2 separate regions of the Homo sapiens genome follow, and region 1 is linked to region 2. A link is an interaction called in ENCODE POLR2A ChIA-PET data of the cell type or tissue named here. Cell type or tissue: A673. All regions are shown on one strand. Each heading gives the region's core, and the rest is flanking DNA. Links, peaks and the distances in the headings are about the cores only. Region 1 has its middle 22 kb from the start of UAP1-DT. Region 2 holds the start of MIR556 (microRNA 556).

The links. Peaks named below come from ENCODE experiments on the same cell type or tissue, not always from the same donor. Only the 100,000 strongest peaks of a DNase experiment are listed, where the experiment ranks them.
Region 1: POLR2A ChIA-PET joins it to region 2 with 11 read pairs; 2 of 35 experiments call an interaction of 5 or more read pairs at or near these places.

The regions. Positions count from the first base shown.
Region 1 is chr1:162,535,249-162,543,840 of GRCh38, reverse strand. It overlaps the pseudogene UQCRBP2. Among named protein-coding and RNA genes, the nearest start is that of UAP1-DT, 22 kb to the left of the region's middle. In A673, for the core only: no CTCF peak of the experiment used is centred there; a DNase peak (open chromatin) is centred at 4,690; H3K27ac peaks cover 1,079 bases.
Region 2 is chr1:162,335,756-162,344,347 of GRCh38, reverse strand. It overlaps NOS1AP (nitric oxide synthase 1 adaptor protein), which reads right to left. Exons shown (of 10, transcript NM_014697.3): 6 at 372-513. It overlaps MIR556 (microRNA 556), which reads right to left and starts at 1,802; the gene lies at 1,708-1,802. It also overlaps the pseudogene RNA5SP61. In A673, for the core only: no CTCF peak of the experiment used is centred there; no DNase peak of the experiment used is centred there.

The DNA of each region.
Region 1 (8,592 bases), core at 391-8,390, 200 kb before region 2:
GAATTCTGCTAAGATGTAAGCACAGTTAAATGATTACCAGCCATTATTCTGGAGGTCATAAGATTTGCAACTTCCCCAGTCACTCCTGTAAATAACTTCAGTACTGTAGAACCTAAGATTGGCCTTTTGAGATGTCTTTTCAGACTTTTGCATTTCTGACAACCAGATGGCCCCACCTAGACCAGGGGCTCCTCTGTGGCCCCCACCCAGAAGCAGACTCAGAAAAAGACCGTTTCCTACACTCCTATGATTGCATCCTCACCAATCAGTATTCCCTCTTCTAAAGCCCCATGCCCACTAAATTATGCTTGAGAAGCGCTAGCCTCTGAATTTTTGAGTTTTCAGGGAGGTTGATTTGAGTAATAATAAAACTCCGGTCTTCTGTTTAGCTGGCTCTAGGTGTATTAAACTCTCTCTATTGCAATTCCCCTGTCTTGATAAATTGGCTGTATCTAGGCAGTGGGCAAGATGAGCCCATTGGGTGGTTACATATGCACTTGACAAATAATTATTGGGCTCTTACTGTGTATCAGGCAGCATATTTGATACAGGGGATATAATAGTGACCAAGCCAGAAACAGTTCATGATCAAATGAAGCTAGAGGAGAGGCCATATTCAAATGTAATTACACTAATAAATGTTAAGGTACAATTATAATCAAAGTACGTATCTGTACTTTGAGACTGCTATGATGCTATGGTAGTACAAATTATGAAGTTGACATCACTTGGAGGGTGTGGTTCAAGAAATACTTCCTTAAAGAAGTGAAATCCCCGCACATATTTGAAAAAGAGCCATTACATCTCTGAAGTATTTTTTTCAAATATTCCTTATCTTTATATCATGTCAAAACAAATAAATGTAGTGGGAGTAAGGGATATTAGTGTGTGTGTGTGTGTGTGTGTGTGTGTGTGTGTGTTTTAGGGGCTGTCAAAGTGGCCTACCATTTACTTCTCCTGGCCTCTATCCAGCAGAAAATGTGTTAGGGGAATTTAGGCAGACAGAATTCTCCAATTAAATAAATATTTTGTTTTATTTTATTTTATTTTATTTTTGAGAAACAGGATCTTACTTTGTCACCCAGGCTGGAGTGCAGTAGTACAATCACATCTCACCTCAGCCTCAACCTTCCAGGCTCAAGCAATCTTCTTGCCTCACCCTCCTGAGTAGCTGAGACTACAGATGCGTGACACCACATCTGACTATTTTTTTTTTGGTATCTTTTGTAGAGATGGGGTCTCACTATGTTGCCCAGGCTGGTCCTGAACTCCTGGGCTCAAGTGATGCTCCCACCTCAGCCTCCCAAAGAGCTGGGATTACAAGCATGAGCCACTGTACCCCACCTAAAATTAAAAATATATATATAAATACAAATTGAGATTGCTTTGCTCTTAAAAATTGTTCTTGACAGTAGGACAGCCTTCCATCAGGAGAAAATTTGGAATACAAAAGAAAAGAATGCTAATTTGAGATGGTGTTTCCCTTTTTTCATGAGAAATAAAAAGTAATGTATGGCCAGGGTATAATATAAGACAGGTCTAGGAAAGAGCAAATGCTTCAATGACCAGGATGTGTTGTTTAAAAGGAACAGCCAAACCATCAGCAATTTCTAATGTTTTGTTTCTTAACTTTGAGATGTAATGTCCCAAAAGGAAAAAAAAAAAAATTGCCCTTCTTGGTTAGTATGAGTTGTACTTATTTTCTGTGAAGTCCGTAGGAAATCATTGCTGCTCTCAATGATGAGTAAACTGAATTGCAAAGGGAGTACCTGCCCCACCCGACTCCCTCATAATCTTCTCTCCAGAAAGTATAGCTGCTTTCTCTTCCTCCAGGAGCTGACAGGAACTGAGTGGAAGAGAGCCAGCATCTGAGCAAAGCCAGAGGCATTTCCCTTGAATGCTTATGAAGAGACTAAGAAAAAAAATCCCTCCCCATTAGCTGGAATTACAATTTCCCAAGGAACAGTGGCCATAGGGCCACTCATTGGACAGATTTTGAAGGCAGAGGCTGCAAGAGAACAGAGAACTGAGGGAAGAGGGGAGTGTGTGGATGAGATTAATTGAACAGTCTGGACTCTGAAAATCCATTTGGTAGTTGCTCGTGACGCAATCCTTGGGGAAGTACCAGTCTAAGGTGCATGTAGATCCTGTACCAGGGTTCCAAACTATCTCAGGGTCAAAATGGCTGGCAGGCCGGCTGTTGCAGCATCAGTGGCTGGATGGTTTTTGGTAAGTGTATTATAATGCTGCAGGATTCCATAAACTGGGGTTAATGCCAGATGATACCATATATAAGGATGAAGAAGTAAGAGAAGCCATAAGAAGCCCTCCTGTGAACCTTTATAATAACAGGATGTTTCACATCGATTGCGCTGGACCTGACTATGAGGCAGCAGATCTCGCCTAAAGAACAGTGGACCAAATATGACAGGATAAATTCTACCTTGAACCGTATCTGAAAGCGGTTACTTGGGAGAGAAAAGAGAGAAAAGAATGGGCAAAGAAGTAATCATGCAGTTGAAATCTATGGATGCAGCTGTCCTCAAAGTATTTTTATGAAGATGTTGGTTAACGCCAAAACACAATTTAATAATTATTTAGGCCGGGCGCAGTGGCTCACACCTGTAATCCCAGCACTTTGGGAGGCCGAGGCGGGTGGATCACCTGAAGTCAAGAGTTCAAGATCAGCCTGGCCAACATAGCGAAACCCTATCTCTACTTTAAAAAATACAAAAATTAGTTGGGCGTGGTGGCGGGCACTTGTAATCCCAGCTACTCGGGAGACTGAGGTAGGAGAATCGCTTGAACCTGGGAGGCGAAAGTTGCAGTGAGCCGAGATCGCACCACTGCACTCCAGCCTGGGTGACAGAGTGAGACTCCGTCTCAGAAAAAAAAAAAAAAAGAAAAGAAAAGAAAAGTATTTAGTCTGCACGTTTTCCTTTAAATAAATACCTATAGTAAAAACAACAACAACAACAACAACAAACTGTCTCAAATGAATCCAATACGTACCCCAACTTTACCAAGTTGGTTGATGTTTGTTTTTATTTTTGGCATCCTGAGATCACTGTATTTTATTATCCAGATAAAATAATTCCAATTACGGCCGGGCGCGGTGGCTCACGCCTGTAATCCCAGCACTTTGGGAGGCCGAGGCGGGCGGATCACGAGGTCAGGAGATCGAGACCATCCTGGCTAACACAGTGAAACCCCGTCTCTACTAAAAATACAAAAAAAAAATTAGCCAGACGTGGTGGCGGGCGCCTGTAGTCCCAGCTACTCGCGAGGCTGAGGCAGGAGAATGGCGTGAACCCGAGAGGCGGAGCTTGCAGAGAGCCGAGATTGCGCCACTGCACTCCAGCCTGGACGACAGAGCAAGACTCCATCTCAAAAAAATAAAGTAATTCCAATTTCATGTCTTTGGATTCCCCACAAGCAGAAAATCAGGTAATCACTTGATTGTCTCTGTACCCAAGGAACAAAATCTTTAATATACGGAGCGGTTTGGCCCCTTCTTATTTCCACACACTAGTCTGTGAGTACTGTCTTTACATCACCCAAAGACCTGTTGAATTGCTTCCCCAAACAAAAGATGAATTCTCTCTGGAGCTATAAAATGCACCTTGTAAAACTGTAGTATTTTTGCAATTTGCGACTACCACCCAGAAACCATTTTAAAATGACAAAGATTTTCTGCTTTTTTTTTTTTTTTTTTTTTTTGAGACAGAGTTTCACTCTTGTTGCCCAGGCTGGAGTGCAATGGCGCAATCTCGGCTCACTGCATCCTCTGCCTCCCCGGTTCAAGTGATTCTCCTGCCTCAGCCTCCCAAGTAGCTGGGATTACCAGCATGCACCACCATGCCCAGCTAATTTTGTATTTTTAGTAGAGACGGGGTTTCTCCATGTTGGTCAGGCTGGTCTCGAACTCTCAACCTCAGGTGATCCGCCCACCTCGGCCCCCCAAAGTGGTGGGATTACAGGTGTTAGCCACTGCCACTGGTGTTTTCTGGTTTCTTATTCACAGTTTATAGTCAGGATCTTAATGATCTCATGTAGAATATTTCTCTTTAAAATTTGGTACAGTTTATTATGAACAATGTCTTTGTATGAGAAAAATATAATAATCATATGTAATACAAATTCTGTAGGCAAGAAAGAAAAGTATGTTATCCCGCAGGCTCAGGCTGGACATTTTTTTTTTTTTTTTTTTTTTTTGAGATGGAATCGGGCTCTGTCACCCAGACTGGAGATCAGTGCCGAAATCTATGTTCACTGCAACCTCCACCTCCCGGGTTCAAGCGATTCTCCTGCCTCAGCCTCCCGAGTAGCTGGGATTACAGGCACCTGCCACAACGCCCAGCTAATTTTTGTATTTTTAGTAGAGACAGAGTTTCCTCATGTTGCCCAGGCTGGTCTTGAACTCCTGACCTCAAAGGATCCACTTGTCTCAGCCTCCCAAAGTGCTGGGATTGCAGGCATGAGTCACCACCCCTGGTTCAGGCTTGGCTTTTAATTCTGCTGCTCACCCAGTGTGGTCAGGCAAACCTGCCCTCTCCTGTACGTGAGCTTTGAGCATTTGTTGGGCTGTTCTAACAGAGATCATAGTTGCCATACTTACCTTCATTGAGAACTGTATTTTTCCATAAAGAGGGTGCTGCTTCAAGTTAGGAAGGAACTTCAGAAGGGCTTAATATGAAGTGATGCAAGAATAAGAAAAGGCCTCTCAATTCAGGCAACTGAAAGTTTGAGAATCAGAGTCATTCAATTCATATGCTCTGAGATCAGTCATTATTAGCCTGTATGTGTGGTTTTTGTTTTCCTGTACAACCTAGAAAATTAGTCTTTGGTCATGTTCCTGGAATTCAAAGAAATATCATGAGCAATGAGTTAAGTATGTATTTTATCTAAGAAATGTAGTCTACCTATTATATGGGGCATGTGTATGTGAGGCACATACACAAAATTATTCAGCTTTGTTGAAGCCAGTAGTGAAAAGCATAATTAAAGAGAGATTTAAGTCTTGAAATTCTGGTGACACAGGGGATAGGCTGCTTGAATTCGGCCACAAAACCTTATTTCTGACATATTAAACAAACAGATTAAGAAACAATTGGCCCATATAAGCCCACGTCTATGTTAACAGTAAAATATTCCTTATGAATTAATTAGTCAACTTACTGAGTTTTGCATCCGAGTAAGAATCCCCTTTTACCTATTCATACAGCTATAAACTACAAGCGAAATTAAGATCTTGTTATCTGTGGAAGGAAAAGATATTGTTAAAATCTCAGACAAAAATCCACCCCCCCATTTTCATTTAAATATGAAAGCAAAGTTGTATTAAGGAGGTTAAAAATTATATATAATAATATTTATATGAAATAAAAATATTGATGGTGGCAGTATTATTTTTCCTCCACAATATCAAAGGGTAGAGAATATAGTCTATATTTAATTATTCCTTGACAAGCTTAATAACCTAATTTTTTTTTTTTTGAGACAAAGTGTCACTCTGTCACCCAGGCTGGAGTACAGTGGCACGATCTCAGCTTCCTGCAACCTCTGCCTCCTGGGTTCAAACAATTCTCCTGCCTCAGCTTCCCGAGTAGCTGGGATTACAAGTGTGCACCACCAAGCCCAGCTGATTTTTTGTATTTTTAGTAGAGATGGGGTTTCACCATGTTGCCCAGACTGCTCTCAAACTCCTGACCTCAAGTGATCCACCCACCTCGGCCTCCAAAGTGCAGGCATTACAGATGTAAGCCACCGTGCCTGACCACCTAATGAAAAAAATAATAATGGTAATAATAGAAAAAAAGCAAAAAGCATTCATAACTATGTTTCTGGATCCACTGTAGATGACATATTTTTCCACAGTTGCAAGTAAAAATGAGTTTTCCAAAATGTAAAATTGTTAGAAACAAAAAGTATGGGCATGCTAAAAAAAAAAATCCTGCTATGAGGGAGGTTCCTTACATCAAAAATGGTCAGGATGAGTTAGGCACTAACACCAAATGATGAGAAAAATGGACATAACATTGAAGGGAAGATGTTTTGAAATGCTCAACTTGCAGCCCAACATAAGAAGAGAAATTTGGATGACGATGAGAACAAAAGGGAGGGAAAGACACCTCACAGGTGTTTCATGTGAATAAGCTCATTTAGTCTTCACAGCAATTTTATAATGTAAATATGATTATTATCTCTATGTTACAAAAGAGGAAACCAAGTCTTATAAAGTTTAAGCAGCTTACTAAGGTCATATCGTTACTGTGTGAGGAAGTCTCTCCAACTTGGAGAGTGCAAGGGAGAGTCATATAAGTCCCTGGAACACTCCAACTTGCCTTTCTATTTTCATTTCCAAGCTGCCTCCTTTGCCTGGTCCTGAAATCTCTAATTCTCTCTCTCCCTCTCTCTCTCTCTCTCTCTCTCTTTCTCTCTCTCTCTCTCTCACACACACAAATTTGGCATCTCACCTCTTTTACCCTAATTAAACTTGGCCTTTGTCAGCAGGCAACTGGTTCTGATGCTCTGTCAATGAAGATAATGGAGAAATATGGTGTTTTTTTTTTTTTTGGAGTCGGAGTCTTGCTCTGTCACTAGGCTGGAGTGCAGTAACAGTCTCGGCTCACTGCAACCTCCGCCTCCTGGGTTCAAGCGATTCTTCTGCCTCAGCCTCCCGAGTAGCTGGGATTACAGGTGCGCACCCACCACGCCCAGCTAATTTTTGTATTTTTAGTAGAGATGGGGTTTCACCAGGTTGGCCAGGTTGGTCTTGAACTGCTGACCTCGTGATCCACCTGCCTCAGCCTCCCAAAGTGCTGGCATTACAGGTGTGAGCCACCGCACCTGGCCGAAATATGGCATTAAAATGGAACCTTCTGTTCCTTAACCCCAGACTCTCTATATCCACTTGTGATACAAACCAATGTAGCAACATAACCAGCCCTTGCCATATCTTCCCTACTGCTTAAGGGTTAGCCAATTAGCTGATTTCCCTTGCCTGTTTCTTTGGGAACAAAGAAAACAATTGTGTCATGTACATGAACAGACACATGAACAAGTAGGTGGAAGCCATTTTGAATGGTAGAATTTCAGTTTGCCAAAACCATAAAAGTGACTCACAACACCACTTTCAGGCAGCCTAGTTCAGGGGCCATAGCTGCATATGTTATTTATCATCAGACCCAACCTCCAAATTCTCTTTCTTGGCTATAATGCAAAGTCAGATGCTTAGGCCTTTGATGAATGTGCAGCAATAATAAGAAGGGAGTGCTGGCCGGGTGCAGTCGCTCTTGCCTGTAATCCCAACACTTTGGGAGGCCAAGGTGGGAGGATCACTTGAGCCTAGGAGTTTCAGACCAGCCTGGGCAACATGGCAAGACCCTGTCTCTACATAAAATACAAAAAAAAAAAAAAATTAGCCAGGCGTGGTCGTGCATGCCTGTAGTCCCAGCTACTAGGGAGGCTGAGGTGGGAGAATCACTTGAGCCCAGGAGGTCGAGGCTGCATGAGCCATCAGCATGCCACTGCACTCCAGCCTAGGCAACAGAGCAAGATCATATAAATAAATAAATAAATAAATAAATAAATAAATAGAGTGCTGCCGGGAGCGGTGACTCACCCCTGTAATCCCAGCACTTTGGGAGGCTGAGGCGGGCAGATCACCTGAGGTCGGGAGTTCAAGACCAGCCTGACCAACATGGTGAAACCCCATCTCTACTAAAAATACAAAAGAGTTAGCTGGGCATGGTAGTGGGTGCCTGTAATCCCAGCTACTCGGGAGGCTGAGGCAGGAGAATCGCTTGAAGCCGGGAGGTGGAGGTTGTAGTGAGCCGAGATCACACCACTGCACTCCAGCCTGGGCGACAGAGCAAGACTGTCTCAAAAAAAAAAAAAAAAAAAGACGTGGTTCAGAGGCGAGGAGTATAATTTTTTTAGCTCTCTTATTCCCTGGCAGAAATAATGTAGCCTTCTTATTATAACACATGTCCTTTTAGCTGTAAGATAAATAAGATGAGGTCACTGCTTTTACAGATCTCACATGCAAAGGGAAGAAACAGAGAAATGTTATTTAGTGTTAAGAATTTATAAATATTCACAAAATTTGTTGGAAACATCAAGGAAGGAATAGTTGATTCAGCCCAGAGACCACAGGTTTACACAGATGTGGATACATGGGCTGATTCTTAAAGGATGAGTAGATACTTGCCAAGCAATGATACACAGAAATGGAGGAAGTACTGCTATTGAAAACAGATATTGGAACACTCGGTCTGAAATCCAGGCAGGTGTTGGGGAGGAGTGGGCAGGGCATATGGAGCTACTGAAGAATTTCAAGAAGTGAAGGAATCTGATCAAAATTTTTAATTCTCTTGGCAGCGTGGAGCCTGAAGGCAGGAAGATCACTGTAATAGTTTAAGTAAGAGATTATGATGGTCCAAAATATGCTGATGGGCCACGCATGGTGGCTCACACCTGTAATCCTAGCACTTTGGGAGGCTGAGAAAGGAGGATTGCTTGAGGCCAAGAGTTCGAGACCATCCTGGTCAAAATAGTGAGGGTCCATCTCTATTATTAATATATATAGAG
Region 2 (8,592 bases), core at 443-8,442:
TATAGAACTACAGAAGTTAGAAATTTAATAAAACAAACTAGGTAATTATAAATTTATGTTCTTTCTAATTTGTTTTATGGGGGTGCTTTTTTACTGAAAACTTCTTTGAAGTCAGATTTGGTAGTATAGCAGCTCTACCTCTCCCTGATATCCAGTTTAAATACTTCCTCATTTAATAATTTAAACATCTTTAATTTCTGTTATAAAAGTAATACGTGTTCCTTAAAGAGAATCTAGAATTTAGAGAGAAACGGAAAAAATAAAATGTTTCTTAAAATGAGTTCACAGCCTGGGGGTCAGGGCAGTGATCCACCAGAGCCTACTGTGTGCACTGCCTTCCCACCCACATCCACAGAAGCCGCAGTGCCTACCTGGGTCTCCTGAGCTGTTGCTGTTCCTCTCGCTCTCTCCATCTTCCTGGCCATCTGCATTCTGCTGCGTGTGCTGCAGGCTCAGCTTGTGGCAGACCTCAAAGGCCTGCCCCACCGTCCGAACGATTCTCATAGCTTGGCTCTGGGAAGGAGAAAGGAGAAGAACAGGATGGGTGAGGATGCGCAAGGGGCATGTGGATAGAAACTCATGAAGCAGCCAAAGAAAGAGACAGAAAAATCTAAAGTTGTTCAGATATGCACATACAAATGAGTGCAAAGACATTTCCCCTTTCTGAAATACTCCAGAAAACAGAAACTGTCACCACAGTGCTGAAACAATCAGTCAACTGAAAGGACAGATAGCAAATATGCCAGTTATGGACTTAGCCCCAATTCTTCCCTCCCATGTGTAACAGAAGTAGTCAATATGCTTCAGAATCTTTTGCCAGCCATGATAAAATGTTCAATGGGTCCATCAAACTAAGAGGAACTCGGCTATCATTTTTTTCTTTTTTGAATGCTGCTGCAAATGTTGAGTTTCCCTGGAGCTCCTGCAGACCAAGGGCAGTGGTAACATGAGGCTTGGAAGCCATGGCCTAAACAGCAGAAACCAATGGAAGCTCAGCACCCAGCTCCTCTGGAACACCACTAGTTGGCAGCCAACTAAATCTAAGGTGACACTTTCCCAGACTTACTCCAAAGACCTCACGTTCTTGGGTCTATTCTGTGGCTCCTTCCTTTCTTTTGTTTTGGTATTTAATCTCTTGCTTTAAGAGCCCAAGAAGAGAACTTGACCCTAGTTCCCAGTATTCCACCATTTAACTAGGAGAAGAGAGAGAGGACAAAGAAGCCTGCTCCTATGTAGAGTCTTAGGCCACCCATGCAGGCTGTGAGGAAGAGCCACATGCAGGGGTTCCAGGGCATGGCCTCAAAGGTGGATAACTGATTATGGTTTGAAGATGTCAGCTTTTGCTTTCTTTCAAGGACAGAAATGAGTGATGTGGTTTATTTAGAGTTTCAGAGCTCAGGCTGGGAAGGGCTCAGCACACTGCTTCTCTTACCTCAGTGGGCCTCAAGCATCCCACCACCATGGGCTACAATTTAATCTAATTGTGATTGTCACCCTATACTCAAGTCTAACATTCATCGTGTTTTGGATGATCTGACTTCAGGTCAGCCATGGCCACCTGTTGACACCATATAGTCCATCAATCACATCCACCTCCCACCCACCCCAGGTAATGGCAGCAATCAAGTAGGGCTTTTCATCAGCATGAGGTAGCTGGTATTACATTACCTAACTGATATCCAGTGTTTTGATAAGTCTAGAAGGCCTTGTTGAAGGTAGTAATAAAAAAGATGAGCTAATGGTAATATGAAATGTATAAATGAAGCTCATATTACAATGAGCTCATCTTTCTTATTACTATCTTTGTGAACTCCTAGGGACCTTGGAACCCTGTGCATGGAACAACTGCTGTAGTCCATTCTCTGCTGGGTATAACTTCTAGAATTGCTTCTCCTCAAGCCTGGAGTCATTTCTATGTTCCTTCTGCTTATTTCAGGCCAGAGCATCCATATTAATGTGAAAGGCATCTTGACTAATTATCATCTACATGTCAATTTGAGATCTCAGTCAACTCTACTGCTCCCTATATTCTTCAGTTCAAATCTACTCCTAGAAGTAATTGTTTTACAGCTCTAACCTTTCTTAGCCATTAGACTAACTCCAGAGATATTCTCCATTGGTCTCTCACCTGAAATATCCTGACACTTCTGGGAGATAAGAACCTTAAGCGAAGCAGGAGGAGATGGGTAACTTCTGTGGGGTCCACCATCACCCAGTGGCGAATCAGAACCTCTGTTTTCTACATCTACCCTTAATTTCCTCCTGTGTCCACAGGGCAGGCTTAGGCCCCTTCTCATACCATAGGCTTGCAGTGTGTAAGACATGACTGTTCTATCTGCACAGGAAGTTGAGAAGCAGTAGGCATCAGTCCTAAGCAAGAAGCCCCTACACTTCCCACTCCCAAAACACACAAAAAGGCGTGATTTAGAAGACACAGTCCCTAACAAATGTGGGCTAGGAACACTCCAGCTTTCTACATTTCCTTTAGCCACCAAGCTGTGCTGTGCTTAGGAGGCTGTGCCAGGAAGCTTAACTCTCAGGTGAAAAGGGAGAAGTAAAGGCTCCTACATCCGAAACTGTTATTCCCCTAGGCCTTGAGATTTTTTGGTTCCTATTCCTTTTATGAGAGTAAGAGCAGACTGCCTATGGTTAATCGTCTACGGCAAAGCTCGTTACTAGTTTACTAAACCTTAGGTATGACTTTATTCTGCCTACCACTGTCCTACCAGTGTCCACTATACAGAAACCTTCCTCTACTTTCTTCTCTGACTCTTGGGAATTTTGCTCCCCCAGGTATCTTTACAAAAGGTAAAAAAGGTAAATGTTTTAGGTTGTAACAATAAAATATGGTAAGTCCAAATGATATGTAGAGATTAAGTGTTTAATTCCATTACTTTCTTCTCTTACATGAATTAACCCAGATATCTCATACTGAATAAATATCTGCAAAGACTGAGTTAGTCTTTTCCCGTCGGTTTCATTCCCAGGGTACAGATTAAAATACAGTTCCCCCTTTAAAATACAGTTATATAGAAAATTCTAAATTCACTACTGAGTTTGTTCCTATAACATCTCAGGTTTTCCTAAGGAGGACGTGTTACAAATTCCATCATCTCTGTAAATCACAGATACTTCCTTTAACCAGCTTTTAAGATGATATTAAAAATTTAAAGATCCTCAAACAAATGTCCCTGATCTATGGGATTAGACAGGGGTAGGAATCGAATTTCTAAATTTATCTTTGGAAGGAATCCCTCAGATTTAAATAAGAGGATAAAGGTGGTGGGAGAATGACTTCACAGAGGACCTGTATTTCTCAGGCATCACAAGATGACAATGGATGATGGGCTATGCTCAGAACTGAGCATCTTAAGAATATAGACTCCAGCTCAAATCTCTATTCTGCCACCTTTATCAAGGACAAACATGTGCAACATACTCACATATTCAACCATCTATAAGCCCAAAGTGGCTGTAAGGAAGTAGGCTGGTTTTAATGGTTAATATTGATAACACTTCATTTTCACATTTTACTAGTATTTTTTACTAGGATCAGCAGCTGACCCTAACCTCTACCTGATTCCCCTGAAAAAGTAGGAAATGCAGACTTTAGGTTTACTGGTTCTGCCTTCCCCATGCTGGAAAGGGCATCCCATCCTTCAGCCTCCCATTTCCTTCCTATCCTCCCTCCACCCGTTGTTCTCTACGGTATTTCTGTAACTGCACTGAAAAACTGAATATATGATAGCACCTACCACAGTGCCTGGCATATAGTAAATGCTCAAGAAATGTTTTATCCTGACTATGGAATTCACTGCACCAAGAGGCAATTAAGACAGAAAAGAAAAAGCAGTGCAGGAAAGGTGGAACAATTTTTATCATAGTAGAAACATAAAGCGACTAAGGGAATCACCTCTTACTTATGTATGCTAACATCCAAAAGGCTGTGCATCAGATAGCATAGCCTCCACCATAGCAGCACAGGAAAATTCCTGAGCCAAATGGATCTTTGGTCTGAGCTAGTATGATAGTTTCTACATGTGAGGAAATTGTTGCATTAAGAGTTCTAGATCTGCATACTGAGTGGTAAACAGTTTAATAATTAAATTAATAAATTAAATGGTTTAATTTATCCTTTATTTTACTCCTTTAATGTGAAGGTTATATTTCTATTCACAGTAAAAGGACACTGTAGCATGTTTCATAAAGAGCCCTCTGCACTGGAACACATAATCAAGCTACTCTAACTGTTTCACAGAATGACTACATACATACACATAAAAGAATTGCCCTTCCTATCTACCACTCAGGGAGTCAGAAGGGGCTAAACAGCTCCTCACTGTACTCATAAATGGCTATGTGAGTTCTGATGTCCCTTGACCTTTTAGGCTCTCCTTGCTTCACCATTAAAAAGTCTACTTTTAGAGGATTCTATATGGGGACCTCGTTAGGGAGGTGATTACTTAAAGGTGGTCAGTAGAGGCAGCCTGTGCCTGGGAGGGGCTGTGTCTTCACCATCTGCTTTCTGCACAGCCATGCTGGCTCCTGCCTGCTAGGCCTACCCCACTTAGTTACCCCACCTTCTGGCCTGCAGGGCAAGAAAACTGGTTCTGCCTTCAACCCCAAAATGCAAGAATCACACACGCTGGGATTTTATCATTAATTAGCCATGTCTGCACCCAAGAGGGAGAACTCTGGTAAATAGCAGCTTTAAAAAGTCCCTTCCAGAAGTTTTTATGAATGCTTGTCTGTGGGTCTTCTAGATCACAGTGAAGCAGTTGCTCCCACCTCATGACGACATACAGGCCTTTGGAGACTAAAGCAGAGGTTTAAAGATTGAAGGCAGTGAGGTACAAAGGGTAAACAAGTGGAACCTTGAGAAAGCAGCCTTTTTGAGTTCCAAAATCTGGCCATTCTCTGGAATTTACTAGATTTTTTTTTTTTTTAAAAAAAGCATCATTATACTGCATTATTTCTGTACAAATCCAGTTTAGTTTTACATAAGCCCATAAAAGTGCTTTGCCACACGGATCAAATCTTCTCGTCCAAAAGCCATTTTCTATTAGCAGCCCAAAAGCATTTGTGGGCTCTTCATTGTCAAGATTAGGCTGGATATGGTTGCTTTGATATTTTCAAAGCTGGAAAGGGATCTCTAACCTCAGAGTGGCTCTTAGCTCCAGATGGAGAGCCTGCTCATGGGAGTGTCAACTACAGGCAATTTTGTGAAAATACAGCTGGAAAGGGAGCTTAAAACTGTATACACTTACCTTATACACACAGCAATGTTTCTTCAAACCACCCATCTTTTCACGCTGACACAGCTCCTTCTCCCACAACCCTAGGACATCCCTCAAGCCAGAACCAAAGTTAAGTCCAAATGCAATGAACAGCTGTTCTCCTCAGCACACCTAATGTGGGTATCAACTTCATACCTAGCAGGAGTCAACATTTGATGAACTGCGGCAATGGTCATGAAAATAACACTATATTCACAATCACTGTGGGTTGTACACCCGAAAGCAAACAAAAGCCGACAGTGGTAGCTTTAGGAAGACATAAATCAAAAGGTTGATTCCTGTACCTCACTGGCCCATAGAAAAATTATAGTCAATCATGATTTTATTTTCTCCCATCAAAGTACACACCAGACCCCACCCTGCTTAGCTAATGAGATCAGACACATTCAAGGTGGTATGGCCATAGACCATGATTTTATTTTCTATTCTCTTTCTTAACGACTTTGTAGTTGGTTGGTCCTATAAAATTTGGGAATCTTTAAGTGCCATATGCATGTAAAGAATGGTTCTTATTAGTCATATTCTATAGCTGATTTGATAAATAATTTTGGGCACTGTTCTGAATTTCACTGTCCTGGAAGAAGCTCTCTCTTTACTTTACAACTTACAAAGAGGATTAAGAGTCACCAGATAAGCAAGTAGAGAGTATAAGTACAAAATACCAGATGAAGATGATGATGACAATGACAATAATAAGAGGAGAAAAGAGAATAATGGGGGCACACATCTTTCAAGTAAGGTTCTTTAATGGTCTACCAGCTCTCTAGTTTACTATTCCCCTGTCCCCTCCTCCACTCCCCCTCTCCCCCATCTCTTTTGGGTACTCAAATTTGACTGACAAGTGGTTCTGAATTTTAGAGAACTGAAGTCCATGAGGTCAGCTGTGGGACAGCTCACAGATTTATAATTCTTATCTATCACAGCAATACAAGATAATGTCCTTGTCTTGACCTTAACTGCCACAGAATCTCAACAAAAACAGAACTGAATGTCATGTTTCTTTAATGTATTTTTTTGGGTTGGGGGGAATCTTAGTAAAAGATTCAGCTTATATCTATCAAATGATCTTAATCTATGGAATTTACAATGCCAAAGCATGAAAATACATTTATATTTGGACTTCTACATACAGTAGGATCTACAGTACTAAGGCTCTGAAATGGTAGATGGGTTAGGTTTTTGTCCAACACATTATTTTGTGGCTTTGATTATATAATTTGGTTGAGGTGATGCCTTGGACATCAGAATATTGCTCAGTATAAGGAAAGTTTAGTTTCAAAGCAGGTGTGATTTTCTACATTGACAGGACATACTGCATCTTAAAGTTTCCAACAGATAGCTGTGTTTTTCCTTCTACTCTGCTAGTCCATGAAACTTAGTACCCCAGAGAAAAGAAGTCTGAGTTACAATCCCAGTGCTGTCAGAACCAACTGGGTGACTGTGGACAGTTAATTCTCCTTTCTCAGTATTGATTTTCTCATCCACAAAGAGAGTGATTCAGACTAGATGAGTTCTGAGACCCATGATTCCTGCATTTTGACTTCCCAACTCAACCTAAAGTATAAAAAACAGACTCTTTCCCTAACTTTAGAACTTTCCTATCTTTCATCTCGTAAGTTTGACCAGGCAAGTGACTTATTCTTTAGCACATGGCTGTCATCATCATTCAAAATCCATTGCAACCTCTAAAGGACAGTTCAACTTCACAGCTGTGGCCCCCAATTTGATAGTGACAGCATTATAGGAGGAAATTATTTCTCCTAACCCAAACCAATCGAGCTGTGATTGCAGGCAAAATTATTTCAAGGAGCTGCCCATGAAGATAATGGGGAGATGCCTGCAGCTCCTGTTAATCACCAGCACTTCACGCACTGATGCATTAATAAGTGCAGTCACTGGTAATCAGGGCAGACAGCCATATACTCCTAGAGCTAGAAGAAAATGACAGGAGGATGACATCCACTCCACGGGAGAGGTCAAGAGACCATGCAAGAGTCTTCTCGAGAGGCAAAAGGCCCTGCAAATGAATACTATCATTATATCCCCCAAGGAGGGGAAACAAGGAATGCCCATGTTATTAGCAAGCATCTCCACTGGATGCTCACAGTGAGGAAAAGACCCACTCCCATCCCTCCTTTCTAGCATGGGTCTGAAGAGTGCTAGGGTCCCTCCACCACAATCCTGACAATCCTTCCCAGTCACAGAGAATTTGTTCCTTAAAGATGACGTCACTTCACACACAACAATCAGCACTCCTGAGATGCCTTTCATCTTATTTGATGGCTAGAGAAAACTCAAGTCCAGAAAGGCTCACGTATCTTTCTTATGAGTTTTGTGTAATAGGGTTTAGCGTTCAAAGTCCTGGCCTGAGAAGGAGGAAGCCTGTTTCTAATTTCAGTGGCATCATTGATTCACTGTGTGACCAAGGGTGATTTACTTCCTTGGGCCTTTTCTTCTTCAACTACAAAATTGAGTCAATATTAACTACAAAAAGATACTATGAGGAAAAAAGGAAAATCTATGTTAAAGTGATTTGGGCCATTCGGAGTTAAGGAGCTCTTCATACCCATGTAATAATTACAGCAGAACCCAGTTACAAATGGGTCTTGGAAAACAAAGCAACTTCTGAGTTATATAACTTCCTCATGAGCCAACAACAATAGTATAATGGAGTGGGTAAGAGTGTGAGCTCCACAGTCAGACCCTCTGGGTTCAGTTCTGACTCCATTACTTGTTGAGTCTTTACACACATTATGTACCTTTAGGCCCCATTTTCCCACCTATAAAATGAAGAGCATAACAGCACCTACCTCACAGGGCTGCTGTGGGAATAAAGTTAGATCATTCATGTAAAGAGCTTTGAACAGTCTCAGGCATATAGCAACTAATCAAAACAGGTTAGATATTATTATCTGATGTAATATGAGGCTGGAACTTAGATAATCTAGAGTATAGAAGAATAGCAGGTACCATGTTATATTCCTGCAATATTTTTGCTTTCTAGCTTCTGGTGAAAGCCCACTTGAAAAAAAACTTAGCTCAAGGATACAACTCCCAAGGTGGGAGCCACACTGGCTATCTGTGTGAGTGGCCCAAGGAAGATCCATAGGTACAGAGTAATAGCTGTGCAGGGAACAAGGTCGAGGGAGGCCCTCAACCAGGAAAGCTAAGACATCTGACCCATATTCTCAACCAAGAGAGGAGGTAACCCTTTCCCCATGTGAACTCTAGGGTGATGATGACACCCCATTAGAGGTCATGAGCATATACGCAGGGGACATGATGTGATATGAAA